Regions from separate parts of the Homo sapiens genome. Here region 1 is linked to region 2. The links are chromatin loops, found by intact Hi-C in ENCODE. Cell type or tissue: PC-9. All regions are shown on one strand. Each heading gives the region's core, and the rest is flanking DNA. Links, peaks and the distances in the headings are about the cores only.

Evidence for each region. Peaks named below come from ENCODE experiments on the same cell type or tissue, not always from the same donor. Only the 100,000 strongest peaks of a DNase experiment are listed, where the experiment ranks them.
Region 1: it touches region 2 in a loop (8-fold over the local background); 3 of 110 quality-filtered maps call a loop at or near these places.

Annotation. Positions count from the first base shown.
Region 1 is chr2:186,776,431-186,786,594 of GRCh38, forward strand. No RefSeq gene overlaps it. Among named protein-coding and RNA genes, the nearest start is that of ZSWIM2, 68 kb to the right of the region's middle. In PC-9, for the core only: a CTCF peak has its summit at 4,703; a DNase peak (open chromatin) is centred at 4,721.
Region 2 is chr2:186,636,793-186,646,956 of GRCh38, forward strand. ITGAV (integrin subunit alpha V) reads left to right here. Exons shown (of 30, transcript NM_002210.5): 8 at 273-317; 9 at 1,485-1,528; 10 at 1,617-1,673; 11 at 4,123-4,175; 12 at 4,594-4,796; 13 at 9,894-10,085. Among named protein-coding and RNA genes, the nearest start is that of ITGAV, 52 kb to the left of the region's middle. In PC-9, for the core only: a CTCF peak has its summit at 5,109 (motif pointing left); a DNase peak (open chromatin) is centred at 5,169; H3K27ac peaks cover 323 bases.

The sequences.
Region 1 (10,164 bases), core at 3,301-5,800, 140 kb after region 2:
ACTCAATGATGAAAAGTTGAAAGCGTTTCCTTTAAGATCTGGAACAATATTCACTCTCACAACTTCTATTCAAGTAGTACTGGAAGCCCTAACTAGAGCAATTACGCAAGAGAAAAAAAAAAGTATTAAAATCACAAAGGAAGTAAATTGTCTCTGCAGATGACATAATCTTATATATTAAAAGCTTTAAAGGCTTCAAAGAACTTTTAGAACTAATAAATGAATTCAATAAAGTTGCAGGATACAAAATCAATGTACAAAAATGAGTTGCCTTTCTAAACACTAACAATGAATTATCTGAAAAAGAAATCAAGAAAACAATCCCAATTACAGTAGCTACAAAGAAAATAAAATGCTTAGAATTAAATTTAACCAAGGAGGTAAAAGATCTGTACACTGAAAACTATGTAAGATAATGAAAAAAGAAGACACAAATGGAAAGATATCTATGTACAGGGATTCGGAAAATATTGTTATAATGTCTATATCACCCAAAGAAATCTACAAATTCAATACAATCCTTATCAAAATTCCAATAACATTTTTTACCAAAATTTTAAAAATTCTAAAATTTGTAAAGAAGCACAAAAGACCCTGAATAGCCAAAGCAATTCTGAGCAAAAACAAAGCTGAAGCCACATACTACCCAACTTCAAAATATACTGCAAAGCTGTGGTAATCAATAGAGCATGGTGCCAGCATAAATACACAGACAAATGGAAAAAAAATGAAAAGTTCAGAGATAAATCCAATATTTACAGTCAACTGATTTTTTACAAAGGCACCAAGAATAAACAGTGAGGAAAGACAGTTTCTTCAGTAAGTGGTGTTGGGACTACTGGATAGAAACATGCAGAAGAATAAAATTAGATGCTATTTTATATCAGAAAAAATTAACTCAAGATTAATTAAAGACTTAAATGTAAGATCTGCAACTGTAAAATTACTAGAGGAAAATATAGGAGAAAAACTCTATGACATTGGTCTTGGCAATGATTTTTTGGATGACTCCAAAAGCACAGGCATCAATAGCAAAAATAGACAAATGGGATTGCATCAAACTAAAAGGCTTCTAACAGTAAGCAATCAACACAGTAAAGAAATAACTTATGTTAATGGGGAAAATATTTGCAAACCACACATCTTACAAGGGGTTAATATCTAAATACATAAGGGATACAAAGAACTCAATAGTGAGTAAACAAATAACCAGATTTGAAAACTGGGCAAATGACCTGAAGAGAAGTTTTTCTCAAGAAGACATACAATTGCCAAAAGGTATATAAAAATACTCAGCATAAATAATCATCAGAGAAATGCAAATTGAAATTACATTGAGATATTACCTCAAACCTGTTAGAATGGCTGTTATCAAAAAGATGAAAGATAAATGTTAGAGAGGATGTGGGGAAAAGAGAAGCCTTGCACATTGTTGGAAGGAACGTAAATTGGTAAGCTATTATGTAAACCAGTATGGAGTTTCCTCAAATTAATAATAGAACTATCATATAATCCACCAAGTATTATTCTGAGTTTATAATCAAAAGAAATGAGTACATTGAAGAGATATCTGCACTCCCATGCTCATTGCAGCATTATGCACAGTAGCCAAATTATAAAGTCATCCTAAGTGTTCATCGGTGGATGAATGGATTAAAAAATATGGTATATATACAAAATAAACACTATTCATCCTTAAAAAAAAAAAAGGAAATCCTGCCATTTGTGACAACATAGATGAATCTGGAGGACATTTTGCTAAGTGAAAAAAGTCTGGCACAGAAAGACAAATACTGTGAGACCTCACTTATACATGGACTCTAAAATGAAACTCATAGAAATAAAGAGTAGATGGTGGTTATTAAGGGCTGGAGAGTGGGAGTGGGGATTGGGACATGTTGGTCAAGGTACAAAATGGGAGTGACATCAGCAAGATGGCTGACTGGAGATGGTTGGTGCTCATTCCCCCTGCAAGAAAAGATCAAGACAATAGAAATACAGCTAAGAATTGACTTGGGTGTTGAAGGGAGAACACTGGAGTGCAGCAGGGGAGTGGAGATGTATCTATGGTGATTGAAGCTCAGGAAGGCGGTATGGAGGCACCCGGCCTCCGAAGTCCTGTCTCCCCCACCCAGATCAGACTGGTCCAGACAAGAGGGACTTCCCCTTGTAGGGGCAGAAGAGGTGAGGGAGAAAGGTAAGCAGAATAATCCCATCAGCCCCTACTGCCACCGTAAATACCTGAAGTTCTTAGTACAGGAGTATCACAAGTTCTCTCAAAGCCCTGTGCCCAAATGAAAGAGCTGTTAGGGCTTCACATAGGTGCATTGCTCCAGATTAGGAGCACAAGATGTGTATTCCCTACCCTACACCCAGTCAAGCTGCTGCAGCACTGTGCCATCTTGAGACCAGGGCCACCTCTGGAGTGTGCCTTCCTCTGGGGGCAAGTAGCCACTGCACTTCTGATGCACTAGGGCTCCATTTTCATTGCATCAAGCCCACACTGGGTGGTGGTGGTGGGTGGGGGGCACTGACCACCACAAACCCAGCTATGTAGAGCTTGGGCCTAGGATCAGCTGTGACTCCAGTCCTGCAAAGCAGGGAAACAAACCAACCACCACCACCTTTACTTCCAGTTAGAAAAAAGTCTTGCAGACTCACCCAGGGTGAACTTACTCTTGAGCCAGCAGACTGCTGTGTGCCTCACTCCTTATCCCCGCAAAGGTCCCCCACTGAGCAGGTGCCATAGCCCTAGGCTGGCAGAGTGGCTACATGTTCATGCCCAGTGCTTGAGAAACAGCCCTAAGGCATGCCTAACCCCCATAGAAATGCCCCTGCCCTGGCTTGCCCAAAAACTCTGCCTGCAATTCACACCTGAGAAACAGCCCCTGGCAGAAATGTCCTCAAGTTGACCAGTGAGCTATGCACCTGTGTTCTGGGCCTGAAAAACAGCTCCACATGCCACCCCTGACAGACATGCACTCAAGCCAGTTGAGTAGCTGTGCACTGACATCTTGGGCTTGAGAAACAGTCCTGAGGGCCACCCCCAAAACACACACCATTCAGGCCAGCTAAGCAGCTGGGTGGTCATGTCCCAGGCTTGAGAAACAAACACATAGGCTACACCTGACAGACATGTCCCCAGGCTGGCTAAGCAACTGCATGCTTATGCCCCAGCCAGAGTAACAGACCCTCAACCCCAGTAAGCCAGACCCCTTGGCTGACCCATCATGTGCCCTGACCTGAGAAACAGCCCGGCAAGCCTATTTCTGGCAAAGCTGCACTGCTACCACTATGTTTCTCAGCTTAAGCCACAGACACACTTGCAAACATTACTAATATAGATTATAGCTGAAGAAACTATATAGAGCCTACACTACTGTGTCCAACTAGAACCGAAGCCAACACACCTCACCAAACCAATAGCCCAATAACCGTCTAAATGAATAAGTCTTTTCTACAACATCTACTTCATAAACTGGAAAAGGTGACCTTTCTGCCAGATGCATAGAAATCAATGGAAGGACACATAAAACATGAAAAAGTAAGGAAACATGACACCTTTGAGGGACCACAATAATTCTCCAGTAACAGATCCCAATCATAAGGAAATATGCAAAATGTCACAAAAATTCAGAATAATAATCTTAAGGAAATTTAGTGAAGATACAAAATAATACAGATAGACAATTCGATAAAATCAGAAAAACAATTCATGAATTGAATGAGAAATTCAACAACAAAGTAGATATTGGATAAAAAGATACAAGTATGAATTCCACAACTGAAGAACTCAATGAGATGAAAAATATAATCGAGAGCTTCAAAAACAGACTAGATCAAGCAGAAGAATAAAGTCTCTGAACTAGAAGACAGTTATTTTGAAATAACAGAGAGACCAAAGAAAAAGAGATAAAGAAAAAAGAATGATGAAAGCCTACAAATTTATGTATAGGACACCATTAAACAAACAAATATTCACATTGTGGGCATTCCAGAAGGAGAAGAGGAGGGAAAAGGTAAAGAAAACGTATTTAATAAAATAATAAATTAGAAAGAATTTGAGTTCCAAATTGCTGTGCTAGCTGAAGCACTGCCTACCCTCTCTCTCTCCCAACCAACAGAAAAACAAAAATACGTATATGCAGCACTGAGATTATCACCAGAAATATCCCAGAACTCAAATATGAAGATGAGACAGTTTCTGGAACCATAATAAAGTGAAAAAACTGAGCAATTCATTAAGAGAATTGAATTTCCACATCTATCATGCCCCTCCCGCAATTTTGCTGGTTGTCTACCTGATTCTCACTTTTTCCAAGTATGCAGAAAATTTTTTCCCAACTGTGGTTTCTAAATTGGAAAAAGTGAGATTGAGGTAGACAACCAGCTTCCCCATCATCTTGGGTTTCCTGGCAGGAGACCTGCCTTGTCTTAACTCACAGGAAGCATCAAGGGAAAAATACCCCTGAGGACAGAGACAAGGGGAAGCAGGAATATCATCCCCAGCCTTGGAAACTCTGCCCTATAACTCAGCCAAAGAAGCTGTGAAATCGGAGTGGCTGTTCAGCAGCACTATGAAAGTTCATCCCACAGTTTCTCTGGGCACAAACCCCTAGCCAACCTTCTCATACTGCTAGGATATCAGGGACCTCCCTCATTCAGGAGGGGCAGAGCTCCACCTGAGGCAAACCTTAGCCTAAGATGCCACCTAGAGCCAAAAAGGAGTCAGAGACCTAGTGGTAAAGTATGTCTAAGTAAATACATCGAATAAAAACCAACACAAACTAGAGATGACTGGAATAAATAATGAATCATTCAATGTGAAGACATAGGCATACAAGCATAAGAAACAACAGCAAACAGGGAATCACAATCGTTCCAAATTAACAAAGTAAGGAACCAGTAATTGACCCTAACAAGATGAGTTTGTTTTTTGATTTTTTTTTTTTTTTAACGCTCATCAGCTATCGCTAGTGTTTGTGTATTTTATGTGTGGCCCAAGACAATTCTTCTTTCAATGTGGCCAGGGAAGCCAAAAGACTGAATACCCCTGGTCAAAAGTCAAAGATAGGCTGGGCGTAGTAGCTCACACCTGTAATCCCAGCACTGTGGGAGGCTGAGGTAGGCAGATCAAGAGATTGAGACCATCCTGGCCAACATGGTGAAACTCCGTCTCTATAAAAGTACAAAAATTAGCTGGGCATGGTGGCATGCGCCTGTAGTCCCAGCTACACGGGAGACTGAGGCAGGAAAATCGCTTGAACCCGGGAGGTGGAGATTTCAGTGAGCTGAGATCACGCCACTGTACTCCAGCCTGGCAACAGAGCAAGACTCCGTCTCAAAAAAAAAAAAAAAAAAAAAAGAAAAAAAAAGTCAAAGATAAATGTTTGGTGTACTGATATGAAGATGAGACAGTTTCTGGAACCACAGCAAAGTGAAAAAATGGAGCAACTCATAAGAGAATTAGATTTCCACATCCATCATGCCCCTTCATCAATTTTGCTGATTATCCACCTAATTCTCACTTTATCTAAGTATGCAGAAAAATTGTCCCCAACTTATCGTTTCTAAACTGGAAAAAGTGAGATTGAGGTAGACAACCAGCTTCCCCATCATCTTGAATTCCCTGGCAGGAGGGAATTGACCACATGTGAGAACACAAAACAAGTCTCAAAAAATTTTAAAAACTGAAATCATATCAAAAATCTTATCTGACCACAGTGGAATAAAACTAGAAATCAATACCAAAAGGGACATTCGAAATCATACAAATACATGGAAATTAAACAACATGCTCCTGAACAATCCATGAGTAAGAAGAAATTAAGAAACAAATTTTAAAATTCCTTGAAAGAAATGAAAATAGAACACAACATACCGAATCCTACGGGATACAGCAAAAGCAGTATTAAGAGGTAAGTCTAGGCCAGGCGCGGTGGCTCACATCTGTAATCCCAGCACTTTGGGAGGCCGAGGCGGGTGGATCACGAGGTCAGGAAATTGAGACCATCCTGGCTAACATGGTGAAACCCTGTCTACTAAAAATACAAAAAATTAGCCTGGCATGGTGGTGGGCGACTGTAGTCCCAGCTACTTGGGAGGCTGAGGCAGGAGAATGGCATGAACCTGGGAGGCGGAGCCTGCAGTGAGCTAAGATTGTGTCACTGCACTCCAGCCTGGGTGACAGAGCAAGACTCTGGCTCAAAAAAAAAAAAAAAAAAGGTAAGTCTATAGCAATAAATGCCTATATCAGAAAACTAAAAAGATTTCAAATAAACAACTTAATAATGCATCTCAATGAGCTAAAAAAGCAAAAAAAAAAATCAGTATATTTGACAAATATTAATAAAAGAAATTAAGACCAGAGAAAAAATGAACAAAATTGATAAAAAAATACAAAAGATCAATGAAACAAAAAGTTAGTTTTTGAAAAAGATAAACAAAATTGACAAACCATTAGCTAGACTAAAAAAAAAACCAGAGAGAAGATCCAAATAAGGAAAGTTAGAAATGAACAAGCAGATTTCACAACTGATACCACAGAAATACAAAGGACCATTAGAGAGTATTACAAACTATATGCCAATAAATTTGAAAGCCTAGAGGAAATGAATAAATCTTTGACACACTCAACCTACCAAGATTAAACCAAGAAGAAATAGAAAAGTTGAATAGACCAATAACAAGTAATGAGGTTGAATTAGTAATTAAAAGTCTTCCAATAATAAAAAGTTCAGGACCAGGACCAGATGGCTTCACCACTGAATTCTACCAAACTTTTAAAGAAGAATTAACACCATTTCTTCTCAAACTATTCCAAAAATTGAAGTAAAGGGAATGCTTTCTAATTCATTCTATGAGGCCAGCATAACTCTGATACCAAAACAGATAAAGACACAACAAAAAAGAAAACTACAGGTTGATATTCCTGATGAACATAGACACAAAAATCCTAAGACAATATAGCAAACTAAATCCAACAACACATCAAAAAGATACACCATGATAAAGTGGGATTTATCTCAGGAATGCAAGGATGGTTCAACATACAGAAATCAATGAACATCCTCATTACATAAACAGAATGAAGAATAAAAATCATATGATCATCTCAATAGAATAAGTGTTTTATAAAACCCAATATCATTTATGATATAAACTGTCAATAAATTAGATATACAAGGAAATTAGATATACAATGTCAATAAATTAGATATATAATAAAGGCCATATATGAAAACCCTACAGCTAACAGCATACTGAATGGAGGAAAGCTGAAAGCTCTTTCTCTAAAAACTAGAAAACAAGGATGTCCACTCATACCACTCTTATTCAAGATAGTACTGGAAGTCCTAGTCAGAGCAACTAGGCAGGAGGAAGAAACCTAAATATATCTAAATTGGGAAAGACAGAAATCAGATTGTTCCTGTTTGAACAATCTGTACATACAATAGTATGTACATGTTATAGTGCTGTACATACAATAGTATGGTCTTATATATAGAAAAACCTAAAGGCTCTCTCAAAAATTCTTCAAATTAATTAATAAATACAGTGAAGTTACAGGCTACAAAATCAACATACAAAAATCAGTAGTGTTTCAATACATGAATAATGAACTAGTTGAAAAAGAAATAAAAAAGGCAATCCCATTTACAATAGTTACCAAAAAAAAACCCTAAAATACCTAGAAATAAATTTAACCAAAGAGGTGAAGGACCTATACAATGAAAACTACAGAAATAGAAAAATAATCTTAAAGTTTGTGTGGAACCGCACATTTTTAATTGGCACATAATATACATATTTATGGGGTACATAGTGATGTCTTGAGACATATAATGTATAGTAATCAGGTTAGGGTAATTAACATATTTATCATCTCAAACATTTGTTATGTCTTTGTGTTAAGGACATTCAATATCCTTCTAGCCATTTGAAACTATATATGTTATATATATGTTATATTAACTATATATGTTTTCTATATAAGTTATTATTTATATATATGGTATTAACTATAGTCATCTTATAGTGCTATTAATCCCAGCACTTTGGGAGACCAAGGCAGGTGGATCACGAGGTCAGGTGATTGAGACCATCCTGGCTAACACAATGAAACCCCATCTCTACTAAAAATACAAAAAAAAAAAGTTAGCCAGGCATGGTGGCAGGCACCTCTTAGTCCCAGTTACTCGGGAGGCTAAGGCAGGAGAATGGCATGAACCTGGAAGGAGGAGCTTGCAGTGAGCCAAGATAGTGCCACTGCACTCCAGCCTGGGTGACAGAGCAAGATTCCGTCTCAAAAAAAAAAAGAAGAAGAAAATAATTAAGGTGATAAAATGTGCTTAGATCACTCTGACAGTAGTGTCAAGAATGCATGGGAGGGAAGGGAAGATCCAGATTTTGTCTAGCAGAGAACCAACTTATACAATTTTAGGGGTTCTTTTTAAATAAACAACATTCCAAATGTAGATATAAAATATAGGATGACAGAAGGTGGTCAACTAGAAGCAGCTGCAGTCTGCAGCTCTCATGAAGAAAAATGAAAACAGTAAGTGAATTCCACATCTACGACCGAAATTTCCAGGTTCTCACATTGGGACTGACTAGGCAGATGGCTCAACCCACGGAGACTGGCAAGAAGCAAGGTGGAGTGATGGCCCACCTGGGAGCAGCAAGGAGCCAAAGGAACCCCCACTGCCAGCCAAGAAAAGTGGTGAGTAATTGTGTGGCTCCACCTGGGAAACCATGCTTCTCCCATGGATCTTTTCAATCCATGGATCAGGAGATTCCCTTGTGAGCCCACACCACCAGGGCCTTGGGTCTGACACACAGAGCTGTACAGAGTTGTGGCAGAACTGCCGTTCAAGCTCATATAGAAACCCAGGAGTTTTACACACTCTGGCCCCAAGAATCCTGGCAAGGTGGGAGATCTATTCATATACTCCCCTAGGAAGAGGGCTTAATCCAGAAGCCAAGCAGCAATGTTCTGTGGGCCCCACTTCCATGGCACCTCATGAGTTAAGACCTACTGGCCTGGAATTCCAGACAGCCAGTGCAACAGGATGGAAACTGCGTGAGATGGATGAGTTCTCAGGGGAAGGATGGCCATCGTTTCTAAGGTTAGGTCAATTCAGCCATTCTAGCTTGCTGGCTCTGGGGAGTCCAGGCAGTCTGGATGAGAAGGGATCCCCTACAGTGCAGCACAGCTACTGTGCCAGATTGTGGCCAGACTGCTTTTTTTTAAGTGGGACCCCATTTGATTTCTCCTCACTGGGCAGGGCCTCCCTGTGGGAATTTTAGCAACTCCAGTTAGGGTTATATAGACAGAACTCTGATCTCTCCCTTGGAAGAAGCCTGCAGGGAGAGGGCCAGCTGACATCTCCATGGTTTAGTCAACTCAGCCTTTCCAGTTTGCTGGCTGTGAAGATTCAGGTGGTCCAGATGAGGAAGGGTTCTCCCAATGCAGCACACCTGCTCTACCAAAAAGCAGCCAGACTGCTTCTTTAAGCAGGTCCTTGATCCCATTCTTCCTGACTGGGTGAGAATTCCTAACAGAGGTCTCCAGGCAACTCCTACAGGAGCATGTGGGCCAGCAACAGGTCAGTACTCCACCTGGGATGGAGCTCCCAGAGAAAGGAGCAGGCTGCCATCTTTGCTGTTTTGCAGGCTTCACTGGTGATACCTCCAAGTAAGGGAAAAACCAAGGCAAGTAGTGTTTGAAGCCACCCACCAGCAAATCACAGTGGCCGTACAGAAATGGGGCCTGACTGTTAAAAGAAAAACAAACAGAAAGCAACAACAACAACAATAACATCAACAAAAAAAGACCCTGCAAAACCCTCAAAGGTTAGCAACCTCAAAAATCGAAGGTAAATAAGCCCACAAATATGAGAAAGAATCAATGCAAAAATGCAGAAAACTCAAAAAGCCAGAGTGCTTCTTCTCCTCCGAATGACCACAACACCTCTCCAGCAAGGGCAAAGAACTTGGCTGAGGCTGAGATGGCTGAACTGACAGAAGTAGGCTTCAGAAAGTGGGTAATAATGAACTTCACTGAGCCAAAGGAGCATGTTCTAACCCAATGCAAAGAAGCTAAGAATCATGGTAAAACATTACAGGAGCTAATAACCAGAATAGCCAGTTTAAAGAGGAATA
Region 2 (10,164 bases), core at 3,571-6,070:
ATGAGTTGTAAATTTGGTGTTTTTAACAGACTCCTTTGTAAAGTTAATAAGACAATTGTAGTTTTGTAATAAAAATAGACTATTTGAGTATTTAACTCAGTTTCATTTAAAATTCATATGTCATATATATATGAATCTGTTATGACTAGGGGACAAAATATTGCATAAGTAAAGGAGTTTCTTGAAAATATTTTCAAGGAATGCTTACTCAGCAAGCCTGCTGAAGATAACGTCCTTGTCCTGATGGTTCTCCCCTTTGGTTTCCTGTTTAGGTTATTCTGTGGCTGTCGGAGATTTCAATGGTGATGGCATAGATGGTATGAAGTACTTGAACTATATCTAATCTTTAAAAAAATTAGATTAAGTATTTGAAACATGTGGCATTGAAAATTTTAAGCAGTTTGAGTGGCTGGGTGCTGTGGCTGCAGCCTGTAATCTCAGCACTTTGGGAGGCTGAGGCGGGTGGATCCCTTGAGCCCTGGAGTTCAAGAACAGTCTGGACAACATGGCAAAACCCTGCCTCTAGAAAAAACACAAAAATTAGCCGGGCGCGGTGATGCACACCAGTGTCTAGCTTCTCAGGAGGCTGAGGTGGGAGGATCTCCAGAGCCCAGGGAGGTTGAGGCTGCTGTGAGTTGTGATTGCGCCACTGCACTCCCGCCCGGGCGACAGAGCCGAGACCCTGTCTCAAAAAAAAAAAAAAAAAAGGAAAAGAAAATAAAATTTTAAGCAATTTTAAACCATTGTTATGGAATATAACAGAAGAAATGAGGAAGATGTTAGCACACTGGTGAGAGTCCAGGCTAGGTCTGTGCTGAACTTCCTCTAGTGGCTGCTGAAATTGAGACAGCTACACTTGGCTTCAGTGCCTTTCCTTTCTGCTTCTTTTTAGCCCCCAACACTGTTAGTGATTTCCTTAGCATTTTCCTCCTTGTCTTCAGCAAATTCATTCCTCTGGGAGGAAGAATTAGTGTCTTCTTTCTTTAGGCATCCTTTGTTACCTTCTGGGCCATCTCTGTACGGTTATTACCCCATCCTCTCATTGTCCATCCATCTTCCTTCAGAGCTCCGTTTAGGAATCACAGTCTTTACCTGATTTTGATCACATTTTTGTGCCACAGCCACTTCTACCCCACTTCAGTTTGCTCTGTATTATTTTTCATTACTGTACTACTAAACTAAATGTAGTTTTTCTTCATTCTTAGGTTACTTTATCTTGTCTATTCTTGTTTAACAATATTACAAATGACTTGAGGGCTTATTTGCATATGTTTGAGAGCCCTCCAGAATTTGTATTTTGTAAATTTTGATTTTATAGTTTAAAAATGCTGGGCTATTTATTACGGAGTACCAATTTTTCTAAATTGATTGTTTGTTTTGAACTGAAGTAGTAAAACTTAAAGCTTGCTGACATAGTCACTTCTGGTCTGCAACTTCCAGTGTTGTCCTAAAAAATGAATAATTTGTTTGTTTGTTTGTTTCAGACTTTGTTTCAGGAGTTCCAAGAGCAGCAAGGACTTTGGGAATGGTAGGACAGTTAAAAGGTATTTTTTAAAAAATCTCTAAGTTATCTTCTATTTTACCAGATTTCACATACTTCTATTTTTCCTTCACAGGTTTATATTTATGATGGGAAGAACATGTCCTCCTTATACAATTTTACTGGCGAGCAGGTATGCTTCCAAAATATGATCGTCCTCTCCCACTATAAAAGCAGTATGTACTCATTGGAGAAAATTTGCGAAATAAAACTGTAAAAATGAACTATAATCTCATCAAATAGATAATTCTTCCAACTCTTACCATTTTGGTCAAACTATTATCATTTCTCTTTTGAGCGTGTGTGTGTGTGTGTGTGTGTGTGTGTGTGTGTGTGTGTAGTATATAAACAAAAATTGGTTTACTCTGTATTTTTCATTTTGTCTTGCCTTTTTCACTCAATATTTTATCATCAGAGTTTCTAATTTCTTAAAACTTTCCTTGGCAGTATCAGAATGGTTTAATGATTCCATAATATTCAATATTCTAGATATAAGATGGGCTTTAAATATTTCATCTTTGTTTTAACCAAAGTAATTTGGATATTTTGGCTTGTTTTTGTTTCCTTTTTTTTTTTTTTTTAGGAAATGCAAAATCACATGCATACAAAACCACAAAGACTTCCTTTTTCTTTACTGAAAAGAAAAAAGAGAAAAGAATTCTTTAAATTCTTTTTTAAGGATGATCAATGCCTTATAATTTTATTAGATGCAACAGAAAGCATGGCACAGATATGTGTATTATAGATATTATAAGCGAACTTCATTTTTACTACATGAAATAAGATATTTCTCAGCTAAAAAAATGCTAGTACTTTTTAAGTATTAGACATTTCTCTGCGAGTACAGGCATTTTATAATATTCTCTGTTGTATGTCTCAAAGAATTATACCATAAGTTGGTAATGATGAATAAACATTTAAACAGTAGGTAGAGAAAAATCTTTCTCAAAGTTTGCAGATCTGGGATTCAAGCCTTTTTGTTCAGTTGAGATTGTTGGGCTTTGGGATAGGATTGACAGGCTGACTGACTAGACTCATGGTCCCCAGAAACCTCCTCCCATTTGTATGGCAGTCAAGATTGATGCACAACCTGGAGGGCCCTGCAGTTGACAGGCAGTTAGGGTTGCTGCAGGGGTGGTCCCTTTGTTCCGTTTTGACTTCTCCAGCTCAAGCAGCTTCTCCTGTCTGGTGACCATGTATGAGTCTGGATCCTACTGCATGCACTCAATGATACTTGCTTTATTCCTCCTTCCACTATTGGGAAGTGGGGGTGGCTAGAGAGGAGTGGGAAGCGTGGCTTTTAGATGAGGACAAACCTGGGTTTTCCATGCTCAATCTGTTATTGCATTGGATAAGGTATTTGCTGCTGAAAATCTGTTTCTTATTTATAAAAATAGGGATGCTGACAACTTCCTCATGGGACAGTTGTGAGAATCAAAAGAAAACATTCGAATCATAGTGCCCGGGACAAAGTGTGTCTCAGTAAATGCCATCCTTTCTTTACACTTCCAAGCCAAACACCATAGGTGACTAAGGCCCATGAATATTATTCTGTTACATAGTCGGCACATCAACCTTGTACCCCAAACACAGTATATTTTATTTCACAAGCTCTGAACTTGTTATTTAATACAGAACACACCTTTCATTTTCCCAATTACACTGTATCAACCCAAAATAGATAATGCAGGAATCTCCCTTATCATTCTCCCTTGATATCTGAGCCAATCAAATTTGAGAAGCATTGCTAACTTTCCTTTTTTGGTTTGTTGACTCATTTTTCACCTTACTTTATATTTAATCTGTCATCTCTTTTAGTTTTGTTTTGCACTTTCAGCTCTCTTTAGAGCTTTCCTTTTTCACATTTATTTACAGCTAAGCTGCTCATCCTATGCAAGCCTGTGGTCTCCTGTGGTAGGGAAGAGGACATTTCTGCTCCCTGTGCATTATAAGCTCATAATAAACCCAAACACATTTGTACTGTGTGTGATTCAAAAGCAAAATCATGTGGCAAGTAATCTATAGAGATATGACACAAAAATGAGCTCCTTTCCATATCTTTCCAAACAGTAATTTTTAAACAGTAGTAGTAGTTACACATAGGGGAGCCAATTATTATCTGTTATTAATAATTATTATCTATTATCCTCATGACATAGGCATCCATATAAAACTTGTTGGGTTCAATCACAACATTTGTCTGTGACTATATATCTTTGTTAGTGTGCTTGTGTCTGGTATGTTTTGGGAAGTGGAGAGAAAGGGAGATAGTAGGGTAGGCCTGAGAAGGAGAATTGATAGTCCTTAGACTTAAATGTCATATATCAACAACACTGGAAGGATATACATGTAATATATTGTGTATATACATGTAATATATTGTGTCCATGATCTAGGAAAACAACAAGCCTCATTACCTGATTGTCATTGTGTTGGTAGAATAAACAAAAGACAAGACATTTAGATTGAAGCACTATATGCAGAGAAAAAAAATAACCCTATTTGGTACATATATTACAAATGTTAATTGTCTAAACTAATTGGATGAAATATAAACATTTCATTTTCATCTTTTTATCCAGATGGCTGCATATTTCGGATTTTCTGTAGCTGCCACTGACATTAATGGAGATGAGTAAGTTTAAAAAAAAATGTTTCCAGAAAGTTATCTTCTCATGTTTACGAATACTTTACTCAAACTAAACATTTTTTTCTTCTGTTTTTGTATTCCTTTTCTGCTAATCTTTCTGTTTAAGGAAACAATTTGAAGCAACCTTAATCATGAATTCTAGAAAACCTCATATGTTTGTTCTGTTTTTTTTCAGTAGCTTTTATAACATGAACAAATAAAGTAATTTTATGAATTATTCATAGTTTCTTAAAAGAATTAAAGGAAGTTTCAAATTTGAAATGAGTGCTCTGGTAATCATTTTGTGTTTCACTGTGGGTGTGAGAGATGCAGAAAGAGGAAAAGTGAGTTGTAGTAAGAAAGAAAATGCCTACTAAGACATGAAATTTGTTCTTGCTTTGGTGAGAAGTTTCTGTTCTTCTAGTTATGCAGATGTGTTTATTGGAGCACCTCTCTTCATGGATCGTGGCTCTGATGGCAAACTCCAAGAGGTGGGGCAGGTCTCAGTGTCTCTACAGAGAGCTTCAGGAGACTTCCAGACGACAAAGCTGAATGGATTTGAGGTCTTTGCACGGTTTGGCAGTGCCATAGCTCCTTTGGGAGATCTGGACCAGGATGGTTTCAATGGTAAGATCAAAGTTTAGCAGCTACAGGTCCCTGATTATCTGTGTCCACCTGGAAAAGTTCTGTAAGTCCATCTGTAGAAGTCTACACGAGCAAATCTCCTTCCTGGAAAGGTGGATTGTGTGTAAGTGAGTAACACACCAAATTTAAAGACAGTTTGCTATTTTTCTTTAAAAATCAGAGCAAAGATTTCAATAATGGACTCTCATGAGTTATTATTCACTTGGCCTCAAATTAGAAGGTCAGAATGATTACTTTCTGAAAGGAACCTTCATTACCCTGGTGCCTACTGCTAGCTGGTATGTGTTTCTGCATCCTGCTTAGCAGCAGTGCCCTCTTCTGTTCATTTGGCTACAAGTGTTAAAAAAAAATGCTTCCAGGCACATTGTCAAGGCAATGCTGACTAATGCATACCTCAAAGGTATGATTTGCCATTAATATTTTTAAAGCCATAACTTTGTTGTAGCTGTCCAAAATGTTCTAAGGGATGTTATATCTCCCTTTATGGTGGCATATTAAAAGTATAAGCCTATTCGTTTATAATAGTACCATTTTAATAGTTGTCGATATCTTTAAAAAGCAAAGTTAGCTTTTACTTTAGAACTCTTTTCAGAAACCTGAAATATAGGTTACAAATTACCAAGATTTTTTTTTTAATCTGTTAAAAACCTTTCTAGAGATCACAGAATGGATAGTTGAACTAGTTTGTGTAATCAACAGTATAGTAAGCCTATGCCCCCTTAAAACCTAAAGGAAAGGTATACATTAAGAAGAAAACTTTAAAAATACAGATGACTTGTTGTATGTCTCAAACAGTAGTGGAAAGGTAAATGTTGTTTGCCCTCAAGATTTCACACCTGTCTTGTGGGTAGGTGCTGTCATTTACTAGATGTGTCATCTGGAAGATTAACCGTAGTCATTTCTTTTTCTTTGTTTCTTTCTTTTTTTTCTTTTTTTTTTTTTTTTTGAGGCAGGGTCTCACTCTGTCACCCAGGCTAGAATGCAGTGGTGCAATCATGGCTCACTGCAGCCTCAACCTCCCAGGGTCAAGAGATCCTCCCACTTCAGCCTCCTGAGTAGCTGGGACTACAGGCTCCCACCACCTAGCCCAGCTTATTTTTTTTAGTAGAGCTGAGGTCTTCCCATGTTACCCAGGCTGGTCTCTAACTCCTGAGCTCAAGTGATCCTCCTGCCTTGGCTGTGCGAAGTGCTGGAATTACAGATGTGAGCCACTGTGCCTGGCCAACAGGAGAAGTTTCAGTGGTAGGGAACATCTACTCAGAGGTACATCTGCTACCTAAAATAGAGGCTTAAAGATTTTTACCACAAAGAGAACTTAGCATAAATCAAATGGAGCTATGGTATGAAGTTCATAATAAAATGTGAAAAGAACACTATATAACAGACCAAATCATTACTTAATCATAACAAAAGCTACATAGGAAATACAGGGCTAAGTTTGAGGTTCCATCATGAATAAAGTTAATGAATTCTTTGCTATGTAGCTGGGCCTCTGTCTCCCAGGTTTTCTGGGAAGCCTGGTCATGTGTGATCTTCACCTTGTCTTGATGTTATTCCAGTTACTTTAAAGAAAGTTTTCTCATTACTGTGATCTAGCCAACATCTCTTCCAGCTTTCTAAGTTTTTGTTATAATGTGTCGTCTGTCAGTAGAACAAATATAGACAACAGCTTTAAAAAATGTGAAGTTTTACAATGATTTTACAAAGGGCTAAAATATAGATAAAATCATCCATAGAGGATGATTATGGTCTCCCAAGGTTTCTCCTTGGGTCTTACTGTAGCAAATAGTAGATTGTGAATGATAATGTCTTTAGTGAAAAATTATCTGAGCTGTATTTATGTATAGTATTTAGTACATATGTGCAAATATAGTTACATTATACATGTATATGTTCTATTAGTTATGTTAGATCTTTTGTTGTTGTTCATACATGAAGACATTAAGTGTCATTGTTCCTGTATTCCTATATTCCTCTCTTTCCACCTACCCCCACCCTAGGCATCATCAAGAGGGATATTGAAAACAAAACAATAAAGTTATGTTCCAAAATTTTATATAGCCCCAAGGTAATTATGTGCAGTTTTTTATCAGTACTTTTCCAGAAAAAGCAGAGGAAAAAAAAGAAAAGCAGGAAAGAGCATCTAAAATGATCAAAGGAAGAAATCAATTGCATGAATGTGTAGGATTTTCCAGACTCGACAGATGATAGCGAAGAGAGAAGATGATTAACATGTATAAAATAATGAAACGTTTAGGAAAGTTACAGATAATTTTTATTAAACAGTCACTCAACGTTGGAGCCATCTTTTGTTGCAAAATTATGTTTTAATGAATACTTTATTTATTATTTGTTGAGACAGGGTATTGCTCTGTCACCCAGGCTGGAGTGCAGTGGTACAATCACAGCTCACTGCAGACTCGACTTCCCAGGCTCAAGCAATTCTCATACCTCACCCTCCCAAGTAGCTGGGACTACCAATGTGCACCTCTGTGCATGGCTGATTTTTGTATTTTTTGTAGAGATGGGGCTTTGCCATGTTGCCAAAACTGGTCTCAAACTCCTGGGCTTAAGTGATCTGCCTGCCTCGGCCTCCAAAGGTGATAGGATTACAAGCATGAGCTACCGTGGCCAGCCTGTTTTAATAACTACTTTATTAATGCATATGTCAGTAGAGAAGTTATGCTTATCTTTGGTTTTTTTGTTTGTTTGTTTTGTTTTGTTTTTTGTTTTTTTTTTAGACTGAGTCTCATTCTGTCGCCAGGCTGGAGTGCAGTGGCACGATATCGGCTCACTGCAACCTCCGCCTCCTGGGTTCAAGCGATTCCCCTGCCTCAGCCTCCTGAGTAGCTGGGACTACAGGCACCCACCACCATGCCTGGCTAATTTTTGTATTTTTAGTAGAGATGGAGTTTCACCATGTTGGCCAGGATGGTCTCAATCTCTTGACCTCGTGACCCACCCGCCTCGGCCTCTGAAAGTGCTGGGAATACAGGCGTGAGCCACCGTGCCCAGCCGATTTACCTTTAAGGCTTAAAAAAGGATAAAAAGAATACTTTTACATAAGTTAGGTACTCATTTTTAAGGATAACAAATTCTTAGTTGGTGTTTACTGCAGGCCAGGCACTCTTCTAGGTGGTGAAAATGAGCATAAATCAGAGTCTACTCATGTCTTTAAGAAACTCAGCATCCAATGGGGGCAGCATATATGTTTAAAAAAAAAAAAGTACCTCAATGTGATCATCACAGTGTTTGAGATCCCAGGCTTAATGGTCTCATATAAAGGATGAGTGATCAAGGCATCGTTGATGTTTCAGGGGAGCCAGGAGATGATGAGGCATGGCTTATTAAGGAGCTATGAGACAGCTCGTGTACATTAAGGAAATTGAGGCAATTTGTTATGACTGGTACGTAGGGTCTGTGATAGGCAAGATACGACATGTCCTTGGTCTCATGAAGCTTATGTTCTATAGCTTACTTACTTTGTGTAGTCATAGAATAAGTAAACAATGGGGAAATCCAGATAGTGATAAAGATGATGGATTTTTTAGAAGGCAAGGTAATATAATAGAGTTTCGGGATAGAGAGGGTGATAGAGAAAGTAGGGGGTCGAGAGGGGTGGTGCACTGCTGCGTAGGGTGGCTAGGGAATAGCTTGCTGACAGAATGACAGCTGATCTAATGACAGAACGACATTGATCTATCATTTGGACAAATAGAAGGAATAGAGTTGTAAAAGCTCTGGAGCAAAAGGCAGAGAGAATAGCAAATACAAGCCCATAGTTGGAAGCTAGCTTGGTGTGTTTAATAAACAGAAAAAAAGGCCAGGATTGCTGGAAAGAGTAAATAAGGGTAAAAAACTGGATGGCGTGGGGGTGGGGATGGGGAGAGGAATGAGATTTGCATGGTAAACAATGGAAATACCAGGTAGGGTTTAGAACTTACTCTAAATGCTTTGGGAACTAATTGAAGGATTTTAAGATGGGGATGGGTGTGACATGATATGGTGAATGTTTGGCCCTTTTGAAGAGAAAGTTACAGGCAAGAGTAGAAGTGGGAGGCCACTTAAAAGGCTGTTTAAGGCCGGGCGCGTGGTTCACGCCTGTAATCCCCCCACTTTGGGAGGCCGAGGTGTGTGGATCACGAGGTCAGGAGATCGAGACCATCCTGGCTAACACCGTGAAACCCCGTCTCTACTGAAAAAAAAACAAAAAAAATTAGCCGGGCATGGTGGCGGGCGCCTGTAGTCCTAGCTAATCGGGAGGCTAAGGCAGGAGAATGGTGTGAACCCAGGAGGTGGAGCTTGCAGTGAGCCAAGATTGTGCCACTGCACTCCAGCCTGGGGAAAAGAGCGGGACTCTGTCTCAAACAAACAAAAATTAAAAAGAAAAGAAAAAAAGGCTGTTTAAGTGCAAAATGCGGCAATGACTTGTCTAGGGTGGCAGCAGCAGAGAGAGAAGTGGGCAGATTGGTAATACATTTTAGAGGTAGAAAAGATAATTTGGTGTTTGGGGTTTTTTAAAGATTTAAAATGTTATTCATTTATCTTCTTTCAGTGTAAGTTGAGCAAGATCAAGATGAAGTCACAACTTACGAATTTCTGAGCAGATTGGCTTCTGTTCAGAAAAAACAATACCATCCATAAATAAATTATCTAGAATTTTGAGAGTGAAAATAAACTTTAGATGAATCTTTTGATGTGTCCTCCTCCATCCCCTACCCCTAGTTTTAATGAGGAAGCATTTGTGGTCCAGAAAGTTTAAGTGATTGGTTTAAGGTCAGAGCCAGATTATCTGGCCCTAAATTAATGTCTTTTCTGTACAGTTTTGCTTGAGTTTCCTTGAATTAGATTATTGCTTATGGATAAAGAGTACCCTACTGAACTTTGAATTAGTATTTATCATGATGAATGGGTTCTATAAATATTAAGATCTGTACAAATAATTACAAGTACTGAAACTTTCTTCTCTTCATCCTTGCCCTCTTCCCCCCTTCTCTCGTTCCTTCCTCATTCTTCCCTTTCTTTTCCTCCTCCTTACTTCTGTCATTCTCCTTCCCCCTCCTCTTTTTTTCCCCACAGATATTGCAATTGCTGCTCCATATGGGGGTGAAGATAAAAAAGGAATTGTTTATATCTTCAATGGAAGATCAACAGGCTTGAACGCAGTCCCATCTCAAATCCTTGAAGGGCAGTGGGCTGCTCGAAGCATGCCACCAAGCTTTGGCTATTCAATGAAAGGAGCCACAGATATAGACAAAAATGGATATCCAGGTGCTTTCTTATCAACACATAGAGCCCTTAGATTTTTCAGTCCTAATAGCAAATAGTATTAGTTACTGTTCTTGATTTA